Regions from separate parts of the Mus musculus genome. Here region 2 is linked to region 1. Evidence: chromatin loops called from intact Hi-C (ENCODE). Cell type or tissue: heart. All regions are shown on one strand. Each heading gives the region's core, and the rest is flanking DNA. Links, peaks and the distances in the headings are about the cores only.

Evidence for each region. A loop is a pair of places that touch in the nucleus more often than their neighbours do. Peaks named below come from ENCODE experiments on the same cell type or tissue, not always from the same donor. Only the 100,000 strongest peaks of a DNase experiment are listed, where the experiment ranks them.
Region 2: a loop joins it to region 1, with 1.9 times the contacts of the local background. A loop is called at or near these places in 2 of 42 quality-filtered maps.

The regions. Positions count from the first base shown.
Region 1 is chr2:130,393,646-130,401,296 of GRCm38, reverse strand. Cpxm1 (carboxypeptidase X 1 (M14 family)) reads left to right here and starts at 3,668. Exons shown (of 14, transcript NM_019696.2): 1 at 3,668-3,938; 2 at 4,805-4,966; 3 at 5,080-5,189; 4 at 5,329-5,468; 5 at 5,574-5,661; 6 at 6,225-6,375; 7 at 6,472-6,560; 8 at 6,864-6,987; 9 at 7,069-7,265; 10 at 7,352-7,531; 11 at 7,616-7,651. The coding sequence starts at 3,791. In heart, for the core only: no CTCF peak of the experiment used is centred there; DNase peaks (open chromatin) are centred at 3,066, 3,546 and 3,746; H3K4me3 peaks cover 1,833 bases; H3K27ac peaks cover 1,752 bases.
Region 2 is chr2:130,310,535-130,318,185 of GRCm38, reverse strand. All of the region lies in intron 6 of Ebf4 (early B cell factor 4), which reads right to left. Among named protein-coding and RNA genes, the nearest start is that of Ebf4, 18 kb to the right of the region's middle. In heart, for the core only: no CTCF peak of the experiment used is centred there; no DNase peak of the experiment used is centred there.

The sequences.
Region 1 (7,651 bases), core at 946-5,945:
TTCTGGTGGGTGGTCCAGGGCTTCGTACTCCTCGGAGGCCATGAGAACCATAAGCTCCACCACCCTGCAGTCATAGCTGAATTCAAAGCAGGAAATGAGCTTGACAAAGTTGTTATTGAGAACAATGCCAGCCCCAGCATCAAGAGTGAAAGACTTAAAGCCACGGGAAACAGCCTGTTCCCCCTCCTAGAGCCCCGAATACCCTGCAGGGCCTCAGATGCCTGCTTTATTGCCTTTTAAAAACAATTTCAATTTATTTTCTATGTATGGGTGTTTTGCCTGCCTATATGCCAATGTACCATGCCCTTTTCCACAACCTTGACAGTGCCAGTGGATGCGGGGATGATGTTCTGGGCAGCCCCACAACCATCCCACCACCCTTTCCAAAGGGGTTGTCCGTGATTATTTTGGATGGTGTGATGCCATGTGCTATGACACTGCAGTTGTCATGGATGACCTTGGCTGGGTGGGTGGGGGTTAACAGCTGGTGGTGCAGGAAGCAGCGTTGCTGACAATCTTGAGTGAGTGTGGAACTTCTTATGATTCACTCCCATCACAAACATGGGGGCAACAGTTGAAGGGGCAGAGATGATGACTTTTGCCCCTACCCTTCAAGTGGACCCTGGCCTCCATCATGGTGAAGACACCAATTGACTCCACAATATACTTGGCACCAGCATCACCTCATTTGGTGTTGGCAGGATCCTGCTCCTGGAAGATGGTGACTGTCTTCCCACTGATGACAAATTTCCTGTTCTCAGCCTTGACTATTCCAAGGAACTTGCCATGAGTGGAATTTACTGGAACATAGACCATGTAGTTGAGGTCACTGAGGCAACAATATCCATTTTACCAGAGTTAAGCAGCCCTAGTGCCCAGGTGCCCAATATGGCTGAACAGGGAAGACCAGGGAGCCTAAATCACACTTTTAATGAACTGAAGGTGGTGGTTCGTGCACACCTGTAATTCCAGCACTCCTTAGGCAGAGTCAGGAGGCTCACAATCCAAGGTCATTCCTGGAACATAGAGATCAGCATGGGGTGGGGTGGGGAGGTTTGAAAGAAAAGGGTTGCCATAGGCCATAGGGAGTGGTATTACTAGGAGGTGTGGCCTTATTGGAATAGGTTCTTTGTTGAAGGAGGTGTGTCACTAGGAGTCTGGTTTTGAGGTCTCAGATGCCCAAGCCATGACCAGTGTAGCAGTCTCTTCCTGATGTCTGAAGACCCAGATATAGAATTTTCAAGTCTCCAACACCATTTCTGCCTGTGCCCCGCTATGCTTCCTGCCTGATGACAATGGAATAAACCTCTGAGCTGTTAATCCTGATGGAATGTTTTCCTTTATAAAACTTGCCGTGGTCATAGTGTCTCTTTACATCAATAAAAGCCTAAGGCACGGGGCTTTACAAAACCCATAGAGTTCTACCAGTTCATAGTGTATGTGAAATTAGAATTATTGGTGCTTCCTGCATAGAAAAAGATCTCACACCTAGAACCAAAAGGGCAAAATGGAATCAGAATTTTATTTATTCATTGTATTCTTTAACGTTTCCTTTTGAGAGTGAGGCTTGCTGTTCTGCTCATGTCATCTTTGAGCTCTTCCTGATCCCAGCCTGTCCCTCGTCTAAGAACTCCTTTGGACAGGTGCCCCACCCTACTAGGAGCCTAGGAGGTTGTTCCCTGAGACATATACTTGCCCTGTGATATCCAAAGGTCCTCCATGTGGCTCTTAGAGATAGAGACCAGGCTCTGTGGGTGATTGGATATAAAGTTGCTGTCATGTCCCTAGAGTCAATAGTCTTTTGACTTCCTGCCTTTGTGTATCAAGTGGCCGGGGCCAGAGACAGTAGCCTAGCAAGACATGGGTGTGAGAAGATGCCAAGGGGCTCAGGGACTAAGAGGGACATATAGAAGCTCTGAGGGAGAGTCTGGAAGGAGGGAGTAGGGGCAGAGTCTGAGATGTCCTGTTGTCCTGTTGGTATTTTTGTCTTCTCTCCTCCTTAGAGCTGAGACTTGGCTCAGAGAGTGGCCTGCAAGTCAAGGAAGCAGTCTACGGTCTTGCCTGTGTGCACTGGCCCTGTATTCAGAAAGTCTGTGCTTTAAAACATATTCTGTTAGCCTTTATTGTCAACACATCAGAGAGGAAAACCTAACTGAGGAACCACAGAGATGAGATCAGCCTATGTAGGATCATCCTGATTGCTAATCAGTATATGAGGGAGGGCCTAGCCCACTGTGGGCAGCGCCATTCCCCTGACAGTGGTTCTGTCCTATATAAAAAATCTAAGCAGGAGCCTGCTAGCTAGCCAGCAGGGTTTCCTCTGGTTTCTGTTTTTCAAGTTCGTTCCTGCCTGAGTTCTGCCTCAACTTCCCTGAATGAACCTGTAATTAGAAATAAATCCTTACCTTCCCCAAGTTGCCTTTTGTCCGAGTATTTTGTCACAGCATCAGAAAGGACAGTAGAACATGGTGTCTTCCTTAAACTTCTCTATGCCTATCTGGTGAGCTGAGCCTAGCACTGCTTCTTAGGTGGGAGCACCAAAACGGGACTTGGACATGTATGGGTCCTCCGTGATCACTCCCTTCTCAGAGTTCTCTGACCCTCCTGGAGTGCCATAGTTGGGCTAGATGACAGGGCTTACTCCTTTGCAGTGGTCCCTATAGGAGGTGGCCTCAGTTCAGGAGCCCCACACCTGGCCCCACGCATTTCCACCAGGCTCTGGTTCTGCTGCAGAACCAGAAAGGTGGTTCTGAAAGGTGCAGGCTTGACTTGAGGTTATTCAGCTCATTTACATAGACACTTCTTGGGGGACTACAGCGAAGGCAGAGCAAGCACCAGTGGCACAGGCCTTTCTTTGGGGCAGGTGACTCCGGTGTGGGGAGAATCTAGAGGGGTCCTGGGGAAAACAGGTCAGAGAACTCCTGGAGGAGGATGGGAGGAGGAGGGGAAGGAGGTGGATCGAGAAGTGCGGGAATCCCATTAAGACTAGACTTGGTCTCACGGTTCTTGACGCCAGCCCTCTGGTTATCAGCTCTGGCTGCCTTCCTCGAGTTATGTAACCCCAAAACGTGGCAGCCCCGGGAGGGAAAAAGAGAGGAGGCGGGTCGGAGAGGAAGCGCCGCCTCTCTTTGCACCCACAGTTTGTTTTTGGGTTTAATGGAGGACCCCTCACCCCCACAACGCAACCCTAGCCTTCCACCCCCACTGCTCTCCTGCGGTCTTTCCCCGTTGCCCTACCCACCCCAGCAAGGCACCCTAAGTTCTGGATGGATTTTCCTCTCAAGTTGTAGTTTCCAAAGCCCCCAGCTTTTGTTACCTTGGCCACGTCAACAAGGCCCAATGCAAGCTTCAGTTTATCAGCCTGCAAACTGAAGTTTGACTAAGATTCAGACCACGTGCAGAGCGCCTTGCATAGGTGCCTGCAGATGGGATAGGCGCGCGCAGTCGAACAGAATGTGCGGTGACTTTGCAGCCTGTGTAGGGCCGGACACCGGTGAGGCTGCGACATTGGGTCTCTGGACCCCAGCCCGCCGCCCTCCCCCCCCCCCGGGGGTCCTCGCGGTTCACCAGAGTCAGCCGCCCCCGGGGGATGTCGCGGCTCTCCGCAGCCCTCCCCCTCCTAGGGTGTCGGATTCCAGAGAGTGGCTGTGGGCGGGCCGGAGGCTGCAGAGGGGCGTGGGGCGGTGGAGGGCGGGCGAGCAGGAAGGGGCGGGGGGCTCCGCAGACGCCCGCAGGAAGAAGAGAACCCACCAAGAACCTCGGCACAGCGCGCTCGTCGACCCTTCCCGCTATGTGGGGTCTCTTGCTCGCAGTGACCGCCTTTGCGCCTTCCGTCGGTCTGGGGCTGGGGGCTCCCAGCGCCTCAGTGCCGGGCCTGGCGCCGGGCTCAACCCTGGCTCCACACAGCAGCGTTGCACAGCCGTCCACAAAGGCAAATGGTGAGCTCTGGGTCCCATGGTCGGCTGCTGGGCAGGTCAGACCCACTCCCCCAGCTGGGTCCTCCAGCTCGCCCTGTGAACGGGGACAAGCACAGCCCAGTGCAATGGCTGCTGAGTCAGCAGCCCCATCCTGGCCAGACCTAGTCAGCAGTCTTAGGGCAGGCCCAGCGGGATGCTGGCTGCCCCAACTCCAGCCTGCCTTCTTCACAAATGAAATTTGAGGCCAGAATCTGGAAAGGTGAAGAGACACCAGACTAAAAGGGGACAAGCCTATGCAGGATGGTGTGTAAGGCCATGGACTGGAGGGGAAAAGACAGGGAGTGAGGCTGCCTGGAGGAAAGATCACTGCCTCGTGATGGGCGCAGGCAGACTGTCTGGCTTCCCAACTTCTTCCTTAGTTAGGAGCTCTGAGGCCAGCAGGTAGGCCAAGCACGGACTTCATTCAGGAAAAGACCCGAGGCTTAGTCTGAAGATAAGGAAGGCTTGGAGGTTGATGAGAGTAGATGCAAGATTAGAGACAGGAGGTAGTATTACCGAAGAGGACGGACCAGAGCAAGGCCTGGAGGTTAAAAACTAACTTCAGACCTTCAGAGTGACCAGTCTCTAATGGCTCAGTGTTGCTCTCCCCTGAATCAGGGAGTCAGAGGGGACGTGAGCCAAAGATGTTGTGTTAAGAAGGAAAAACTGAAGAAATGACTAAAAGAGGCAGGTGGAGTTAGGAAACAGGTCTTGTGTGCTGTGCTAGGATGTCAGTAATTGTTGTAGGTGTCACATATGCCCAAATGCCTTCTTGGGCTAGCAGACCTTTCCGTCTGGGTTTCATGACATTCTTCTCTTCTTTGGTACATTGTCCCCTGGTACCCTAGAGACCTCAGAACGGCATGTCCGGCTTCGAGTCATCAAGAAAAAAAAGATCGTTGTCAAGAAGCGAAAGAAGCTAAGGCACCCTGGTCCCTTGGGGACTGCTAGGCCTGTGGTGCCCACTCACCCAGCAAAGACCCTCACTCTCCCTGAGAAACAAGAACCAGGTATTGCTTACCCAGGGGCCCCGCCTAGCCTATGAACAAGCTTAGGCTCCGTTCTCGAGCCTCTCTGGTTACCCTCTATCTAATCCTGTCTCACTGTTCTATCCTTACCCCAGGATGTCCCCCTCTAGGCTTGGAGTCCTTGAGGGTTTCAGATAGCCAGCTGGAGGCCTCCAGCAGCCAGTCCTTTGGTCTTGGAGCACACCGAGGACGGCTCAATATCCAGGTCAGTGGCCCTTGCTCAGCCAGGTCTGAGGGAGGCGTAGGAAGCACAGCCTTAGGACCATCTCCTTGTCTCCCCCCCCCCCCCCTTGCTCGTCTTTGTGGCCTACCTGGGCTTGATCACCGTGACCTTGTGTCCACAGTCAGGTCTGGAGGACGGTGACCTGTATGATGGCGCTTGGTGCGCTGAGCAACAAGACACTGAACCTTGGCTTCAGGTGGATGCAAAGAATCCCGTCCGCTTCGCAGGAATTGTTACACAGGGCAGAAACTCTGTGTGGAGGTGAGGCTCACGCTTAGCCTGGAAGTTGTTAGTGATCAGACTTGGAAGTGCCACCACTTTAGTGGCTCTTCAGGGTCACTAATGTTTCTCTATCTCTGCGGCCAGGTATGACTGGGTCACATCATTCAAGGTCCAGTTCAGCAATGACAGCCAGACCTGGTGGAAGAGTAGGAACAGTACTGGAATGGACATAGTGAGTGACCCCGAAGTGGTTGGAACCAGTTCATTAGGGTGCTGGGCTGAGGAGAATCCTCTGCAAATAAGCAAATACACACATAGACTCCAGGAGAAAGCTGGAGTTTTTGCAGTGCTGAGGTTCAAATCCAGGGCTTTGTGCGTTCACAGGGAAGTTACTTACCAAGCACTAGCTCCTTTGGGATAGCCCCATTAATTCCACCATGGCGTAGGTGCTGCATCTTCTTTCTGGGACATCCCTTCTGACTGTGAGCCTCGGGGTTATTTGCTTCTTGCCTGTTCATGGCTCTGGTTTTCCATCTCATGGGCCTCCTTGGTACAATACTCCAGAATGGGTATATTGTTTTAACGAGCGGAGACTATGCCAGAAAACACAGCTGCCCAAGGTTGCCCGCTGGCAGGAGCTGTGGAAATGGGGGTCCATGTTTAACACAGTGCATGTCTCCAGTTGTATCTACCAGGGAGGGCTGGCTTGTGAGTATGAGAGCCTTAATTCCTTTCCCCCGATCTTGAGCCAGCATCGGGTCTGAGCAGCTTCAACAAGGCATTCCATATCTCCAGGTATTTCCTGCCAATTCAGACGCAGAGACCCCAGTGTTGAACCTTCTGCCAGAGCCTCAGGTGGCTCGATTCATTCGCCTGCTGCCTCAGACCTGGTTTCAGGGAGGTGCACCTTGCCTCCGGGCAGAGATCCTGGCCTGCCCAGTCTCAGGTGGGCAGCTGGGCAAAGGCTGTATGGGCAGGGCCTGGTTCGAGGGACATTCTTCACTAGGTACTGACCTTTTATCTGGAACTCACTTGCCACCAGATCCTAATGACCTGTTCCCTGAGGCCCACACACTGGGATCTTCGAACTCTTTGGACTTCCGGCATCACAATTATAAAGCTATGAGAAAGGTCAGATATGACTTCTCTGACCCTGGAAGGAGGTCTGCCTATCTCCTTCCTACCAGGGCAAACTGTCTATGACTACCCATGAGTCCCCTGTCTTTGTGTCCCCTTTCTTCTACTTCTCTCAATCTCTTAAGTTCTGTTCCAGTTACCTTGTCATGACACCTTTTCTGCCCCCACCCCCACCCCCAACTCCTGTGCCTTTTTCTGGATCATACTATATTGCTCCCATCTGTGTGGATCTGTAAGTCTTTCCATGGTTACACATGGTCTGTGTGTAACCGCCTCGTGCTCCTCTCTGCTTCCCAGCTGATGAAACAGGTGAATGAGCAGTGCCCCAACATCACGCGCATCTACAGCATCGGGAAGAGCCACCAGGGTTTGAAGCTGTATGTGATGGAAATGTCAGACCATCCTGGGGAGCATGAGCTGGGTACTGTTTGGTGGCATGGGAAGAGGTGGGCACAGGGCAGACGCTGGTGCGAGCTGACTCTAAGCTTCCGTGTGTTTTCAGGCGAGCCCGAGGTCCGCTACGTGGCTGGAATGCATGGGAATGAGGCCCTGGGGCGGGAGTTGCTTCTGCTTTTGATGCAGTTCTTATGCCATGAGTTCCTGCGAGGGGACCCGAGAGTGACTCGGCTGCTCACTGAGACACGAATCCATCTATTGCCCTCCATGAATCCTGATGGCTATGAGACTGCCTACCACAGGGTAGGCCACCTGGCATGGGGGCCTTCCTGTCTCTTCTGTATGGTACCCAGAGCCTGCTTGACTTTGACAAGGCCCTTTCTTGGCAGGGCTCAGAGCTGGTGGGCTGGGCAGAGGGCCGCTGGACCCACCAGGGCATTGACCTTAACCACAATTTTGCTGACCTCAACACACAACTGTGGTATGCAGAGGATGATGGACTGGTACCCGACACTGTCCCCAACCATCACCTGCCACTGCCTACCTACTATACATTGCCCAATGCCACCGTGAGTATACTGGGTCACTGGTAGAAGGCCACCTAAGGCCCCCTTGTCTCTGTGTGCAGATCATCCTCTCTTCCCCTCGTTTAGGTGGCTCCTGAAACGTGGGCAGTGATCAAATGGATG
Region 2 (7,651 bases), core at 1,000-5,999, 83 kb after region 1:
CCCAGAGCTCCTAGGGACTAAACCATCAACCACAGAGTACACATGGAGAGACCCATTGCTCCAGCTGCATATGTAGCAGAGGATGGCCTAGTCGGGAATCAATGGGATTAGAGGCCCTTGGTTCTGTGAAGGCTCGATGCCCCAGTGTAGGGGAATGCCAGGGCCAGGAAGTAGGAGTGGGTGGATTGGTGAGCAGGGGGAGGGGAAAGGGGCTAGGGGTTTTCGGAGGGAAAACCAGGAAAGGAAATAACATTTGAAATGTAAATTAAAAAGATATCTAATTTTAAAAAAAGAGAAGAAATTTATCAAACACAGATGAACATAAAGGCAAGCATGTTGAACACATGATTGGCAGAACAAGTAGTGTAGCAGAGGAAGACAGCAAATCCTCATAGGCCCCCACACCATGAGTCACTCGGTCTTAAACTGCATTGATGGAGCTGGGGAGATGCTCAGTTGGTAAAGTCCATGGAGCACAAGCATGAGACCTGAATTTGATCCTCAGCATCATCTACAAGAGTCATAGATCACGGACATCTGTAACCCTGGTGGGGGAAGGAGACAGGCAGATCCCTGGACTCACTGGCCGGCCAATCTGTGCACATCAGAGACTTGGTGAGAGACTGTCTCAAAAGGTAAGGTGGAAGAGATGGAGAAAGACATCAACCTTGACCTCTAACTTCCATATGTGTGCACACAATTAAAAAAAAAACTGTTAGTGTAATTCAGCAGATTAACAGATAAGCAGATTGAAGGGTAAAGCTACATGATGAACTCAACACACCCAGAGAAAGCAACACTTTAAACTGAACATCCCTCCATGATTAAAATGGAAAACCACCTTTCTTAACTGAACGAAACATGGTAACTCCAGATAGATAGCTGGAGTTAACATTCTTTGTTGTTATTTTGAGAAAGGGTCTTATGTGGTACAGGGTAACCTTGAACTTGTAGCATAGCCAAAGCTAAACCTGAACTGCTGATCGTCCTCTCAATTGCCAGAATTGCAGATGTGTGCCACTGTACTATAGCAGCGAGACCTTCAAATCAACAACAAAACGACCTAGTGGTACAGGCCTTCAATCCCAAGTACTTGGAAGGTGGAGGCAGGAGGATCACAAATTCAAGGTCTGCCTGAGATACAGGATGAGACCAAGGCCAGCATGAGAAATTTAGTGAGACCCTGTTTCAAAACAAAATGTAAAAAGAGGAATGGGAGTGAGTCCTGGGAAAAAAGAAGAACCAACCAATCAGATAAATAAATATGTCTACATGCCATGTAGCCAAGGCTACACAGTGAGACACTATTTCAAAACAAAACAAGAATGCCCATTATAAACCATGAACTGCCATTTACTCTTATATTCCCAAGACTTGGGAAGCTGAGGCTGGAAGATCACAAGTTTGAGGCTAGCCTGGGTTATATAGGAAGGCCTGGTCTAAAAAAAGAACAACAAAGCAGCCAGGCAGTGGTGGCACACACCTTTAATCCCAGCACCCAGGAGGCAGAGACATCTGCATCTCTGTGAATTCAAGAACAGCCTGGTCTACAAAGTGAGTTCAAGGACAGCTAGGGCTACACAGAGACCCCTGTTTTGGAAATAAAAAACAAAACAATAAAAATAACATGTAAATAATCAAATAACACTCTTTATAGTGCTTGGTTGCTTGTTTTTTGACAAGATGGCTTGGAACTGTTACATAGACCAGGCTGACCTCAAGCTTATAGAATTCTGCCAGCCCCTGCTTCCCCAGTGTTGAGATTAAAGATATGCTCCACCACACCCAGCTTACAATGCTTATGGTACTCAAGGCTATGATTGTAGCCCTACACAGTGCAAAAAAAAAAAAAGTCACATGTAAAAGGCTTGGATAGTTAAAATGGCCGTTTGAATAAACCAACATATGTACAGAAAAGCAAAAAGATCACATGTGAAAACTGGTTGATTATCAGCAAATGATATGTAGGCATGGTGGAAATGTCATTCTTGGTCAAGAGTTCAGGGGTGGCACTAGAGAGGTGGCTCATCAGTTAAGAGCATTGGTTGCTTTTCCAAAGGACCCAGCTTTGGTTCCTGGCACCCACATGGTGGCTCACAATCATTTGTAACTCCAGTTCCAAGAGAGCTGATGTCCTCTTCTGACCTCCACACACATCAAACACACACATCATATAGGCAAAACATTTATGCACATAAAATTTCAAAACAAAAATTGTAAAAGTCCATGGCTGGGTGGCTCATGGACCCTAGGTCAGAACTTGTTGCTGTTTTGCTAAGTGGTGGTCACACTTTCCAAAATGACTTCCACATATTTATGTTTATCTCCATAGACCTGATCTGTTCTCGGCCTTGGACAGGAGCTCCCTTTTCGCGGTGGACACCAGTCAGTGCAGCACAACTGGTCAGAGCGGTAAGAATAAGAGACTGGATGTTCTGCAGAAGGCAGAAAGAATGCAAGAGCCGGAGAAAGGGGTTAATGCTGTCTTTTGAGTGGGATACAGCCACTGCGATCATGAACTCATGGCAGCTAAGGCTACCCGCACAAGATCAAGCCACCCAAAATCCTAACACGGATAGAGTAAATGATCTCCAGGCTCCACTCCTTTCAGAGAAGCTACTTGAAGTTGACCATAGCTGGGAGGAGGAGAATCACTCTTTTTTGATGATGTGCTTCTGGTGTGATTCCCATGTCCCAGTGTGTGATCCACACCCCTATCCATGTCAGTGAGCTGTTTAAAAACAGACATGAAGTTGGGGAGTATTGAGGGGGATTCGGGGAGTGTTGAGGGGGATTCTGGGTGGGTGTGACAAGTTGGGATGGAGAAATCAGGGTAGATATGATCTTATTTTGTTGCACATGTATATGGATTTCTCAATAATAAAGAAAAATTAAAGGTATAATTTACAATGGATATGAACTATATATAAAATGGTTGTGAGAAGGTATGTATGTCTGAGTGGCTCATTCCTTTATATCTTCAAGTCCTTCCTCAAACACCACCTTCCCAGTTCAGTCTCCTGTGACCACTCCATTTAAAATTGCATGTCTCCATCATAATTGTTTTTATTTGTTCCCATTTCTCTATTTCCTCCAAAAAGACTTCAACTTTATATAAGTAGGGTCTAAAATTTACATGAGAACACAACAGGCCAAAATAGCCAACATTTTCATGAAAACGTATAATTACCTAACTCCCTGTGCTTTCTCCTTCCACGAGGACAAGTATTCTTATCTGCTTTATTTATTCTTGTATATATAAAGCTTGAAACTCTTCTAGGGGTCTCTTGGTTTTGTCTTCTTGAAGGAAAGAATTCAGCCAAGAGACATAGACAATTGAAGCAGAAGTTTATTTAACAAAGTAAGCAAAATAAACACTCCACAAAGAGACTGTAGTGGACGGCCTCCAGTCAGGGAGCAGCCCACGAGGTTCCTTTTAAAAGGGTTTTTGTGAGTATTTATGAGGCTAGGCGGCAGATTGATAAAGTCGCCCTTTTCCTCCCAAATCAAGGTAGACCAGATCTCCCTTTTAGAGTGTTTGTTCCCATGCTCCTTTAGAAAATCCCTCTAGATGCATGGGGGTGTCAAAAGCTCAGTGCAGGGCTGGAGAGATGGCTCAGAGGTGAAGAGCTCGTGTTGCTTTTATAGAAGACCCAGGTTTGGTTCCAAGCACTACATAGTAGCTCACAAGCAACTGTGACCCCAGTTCCAGAGGATCCAATGCCCTCTTCTGACCCCCTCTGGCACCAAGCATGCACTTTGTGCACATACATACACCAAGGCAAAACACCCACAGACTTTTTAAAAAGACACAATGCAAGTTATAATGATGTCAGGTTTTTGAAAACACAGACCCTCTGTGAATGCACATGTATGGGAGAATGCCCTCTCGTACCTGAATTTCTGACATAGCTTGAAGAACTAACCTGCATTTTCAAGGATGTTTAGCCACAAAGGCATTCTGATTGGCAGAGACACAGTAGCCACAGTTTTCTTTAGGTACCTTATCTTGAGTTCCTTGTCTACCTGGTTGGTGTCAGAATCTGGTACATACACTATCTACCCAGGGTCTGGTACACAGTGCTGTTCCACAACTATTGAATAAATGAGTAAAATTAGTAACTATATGTGACTTAAAAGTTATACAACCTAGCTGGGCAGTGATGAAGCATGCCTTTAATCCTAGCACTTGGGAGGCAGAAGCAGATGGATTTCTGAGTTCGAGGCCAACCTGGTCTACAGAGTGAGTTCCAGGACAGCCAGGTATACACAGAGAAAACCTGTCTTGAAAAAAACAAAAAACAAAAAACAAACAAAAAAAAAAAGTTATACAACCTTACCGAAAGGCATTAAAAATGGCTGTAAAATGGGCAAATAGACTGTATTCATTGTAATATTACTCAAAAGATATTACACACTAAGTAGTGTGTGTGTGTATTGGTGTAAGGATTTATTCAAGCAGATTCTAAAATTTGCATGAAAACACAAAAGGCTTAAATGTCCAATATTCTCTTGAAAAATGATTAGGGAAAGTGAGGGAATTGCCCTATATACTCTTGCTACATCATCACCATCGTCGTCATCATCATCAATCTATAATGATTAAAACACTAAGAGGTCACTAAAATCAAGTGGGGACTGTGTGTGGCAAACACCTACTGTCCCAGCACTGTACTAGGGAGGAGGTAAGAGGATTACAAGTTCAACAGCAGCCTGGGCTACTCAGTGTCTCAAAAATAATAAATAAATAAACAAGAAAATAACCCAAATAATTGAAAAAGAAAAATGGAAGCCAGGCATGGTAGCACATGCCTTAAATCCCAGCATTTGGGAGGCAGAGGCAGGCAGATCTTTATGAGTTCAAAGCCAGCCTAGTCTACATATCTAGTTTCAGGCCAGCCAGAGCTACACAGTAAGACCTCGTCTCAAAACAACAGCAATACAAACAAACAACAACAATGAACACAACTCTCACTACACAACATTTTGTTTAGCGATTACACAATCTGTGATAACTTCATTGAAAATGAATGAAGTCACGCTTGTCTTCACTAGAGGACTAGAGGAAACAGGAAAGAACCAGGTGTACTGAAGTGAGTTTTTTAGTTTTGTTTATTTTTGTTTAATGGAACCTCCTAGTCGTGGTCTCTAACTGTCCTGTGGAAGTTTCCCAACTACTGGGCTAGTGGGTATGTTCTACTACACTCAGCCCCAGGGCGTCTTCTGTTGTTGCTGTTTTGAAGCAGAGCCTCTATGTAGCCCTAGCTCTATGGGTCATTCCTCTGCCTCTGTCTCCTGAGCGCTGAGATCACAGGCATGCACCACAATGCCCGTCACTCAGTGGTGTTGCTTTTTAATGTTCCACTTGTCTATCAGTACATTCACGGGTATAGACGATTATTATGTTTAGTGATTTTTATTTTATTTTTCTATTGTATGCATCATATAGAATATAATATTTTTTCTTTTAAAAATATTGCTTTATGTGGAGTATTTGCCTGCATGTATGTATGTATACCATGTGTGTGTCTGGTGTCAAAAGACGGTGTTGGATTCCCCTGAAACTGGAGTTATTGATGGTAGTAAACCATCATGTGGGTGCTGGGAACTGAACCCAGGCCTCTGAGTGCTCTTAACCACTGAGACATCTCTCCAATCCCATAGGATAAACACTATAAATAATCTTAGGGATGAGGGTGTGGCTCAGCAGTGGAGTACCTCAGCAGTATTCAGGAGGCCGTGGGTTCATCCTTAGCATCTCCAGGAAGAAATAAAATAATGTTTGTACAAAAGCCTTTCAAAATGTAACAAAAAGACTGGACAAAGCTTACCACAAGCACAGTTCAGAGACAACAGCCAAATAGAGCCAATAGGACAAACATAAGAAAGGACTGACCAACTTCCTCCAGATATATCACTAGGAAACGCCAACTCTTGGAGAAAAACTAGCACAAAACGCGAACAGACTGTTAGGAGAAACACGAGGGTATGCTTAGCAGAGGACAAGAAACGGAAGCTGCTGGGCGGGGACTACTCGGCCCCTGACAGAGACAGGGGAAGTAGGGTAGCCATTGCTTGCAGCAGTCACCTGTCAGCCTTACGCTGGCTGCGGTCCTTGGAGCTTTCGCTCCTTAGCTGTCTACAACCCGGATGCTGCTCCTCTACACCACCCGTGATGGCTTTAATGGCAATGCAGTTTCTCCTTCTGATACTCTTCCTCCCCCATTTCTCCAGCATTTTCTTCCTCTGTTGACATTGCTCGCCCCCCCCCCAGCCCCCACTCCCACTTCTCTGGCTACATGTTACTAATAAGTTCAACCATAAAATACTCCCACCTATAGGTACTCCACCCTCCAGTCCCCCTCTAACCCTCTACCTTCCAGCTTAACTCCTCCTGCCTCGTCATTCATCTCTTCGGTCCCATCAGAACCTACCTTTTCTCTCCCAAAGCCCCTCCTCAGTCAACTCGTCTCTGTAATGCCATCTTGCACACACCTTTAGCTTTCTTACCACCTCAGCTTTCATCGTGCTCAGCTGGCAAGCCCTTTCCTGGGCTCACACAGTCACTTGCCTGTTCTGCGTCCACACCTAGACAACCATTTCACACACACCCCCAGTGTCTCCCTCTCCATCTTCATCCTCAGCTTCATCCTTCCTTCTTCCCAGAGAAAACAAAGTAGTCATAAAATAAACCCAGAAAGCAATTGGCAGAGAATGTCAGCAAGCTCCCGCACTAACTCACTTCATGTCCTCTGTCTTCCCCACTGCTTCCCTGGACCAGTGGTCTGAGTCCCCAGATAAAACCAACACACCAACCTGTGCACTATAGTCCACGCCTTTGCCTAACTGCAGGACATTACCCTAGAAACCCCCCTTCTCTTCCTTGCGTACTGAGGTCTCTCAGCATATCACACACTTTCTCTTGTCCTTACCTACACTGCTCCACCCTGCTTCTCTGACCCCTTCAGGGTTGCTCTGCATGTACTTCTGAACTCTCCGACCCCATTCTCTTTATGCTGTATGGAGTGAGTGGCGCCCTGGCTGGATGTGTACTGCTGACATGGACACCAAAGCATCAGGACCCCAGTAGCTCAGCCACACACGAGTGCCAAAGCTTTTCCCAGGTAAGGACCACAGGGATGGAAAGCCTTCCTTGGGTCTGAGTTCGAATGCTGACAGTGTGTGCAGAGCCGCCACCACCACTCCACTACCCACTGTTCACTGAAGACTGCTCCCTTCAGAGATTGCTCCTCCTGAGGTTAGCTAAGCCTGCTTCCCTGCTCAGCTAGATCTAACAACCCTGCTGCTTCTTCTGTATAACTTCAGCTCCTTGCTCAGCTGTGTGCAGTAACCCCACCCCGCTGCTGAATTGTCTATGATGAGCACATCGAGTCTCCTCTATCAAACTGAGCTTTTCTGTGTGTCTCCCTTTACTCCCTTGCTGCCCGGTTAGGTCAGTCCCCAGAGCTGTGCAAGGGCTTGGCAATGCACCTCGACTCTACTGAAAAACTCCTGATGAGGTCTTCGATATCTTTGACACCGCAAAATCTAATGATCCGGTGATGAGCAAGCAGTATGTGCTGCAGTTGCCTACTTGGGGCATTCTCTGATCTAAGCTCCAGGACACGGCACTGCCCTGACATTACTCTTA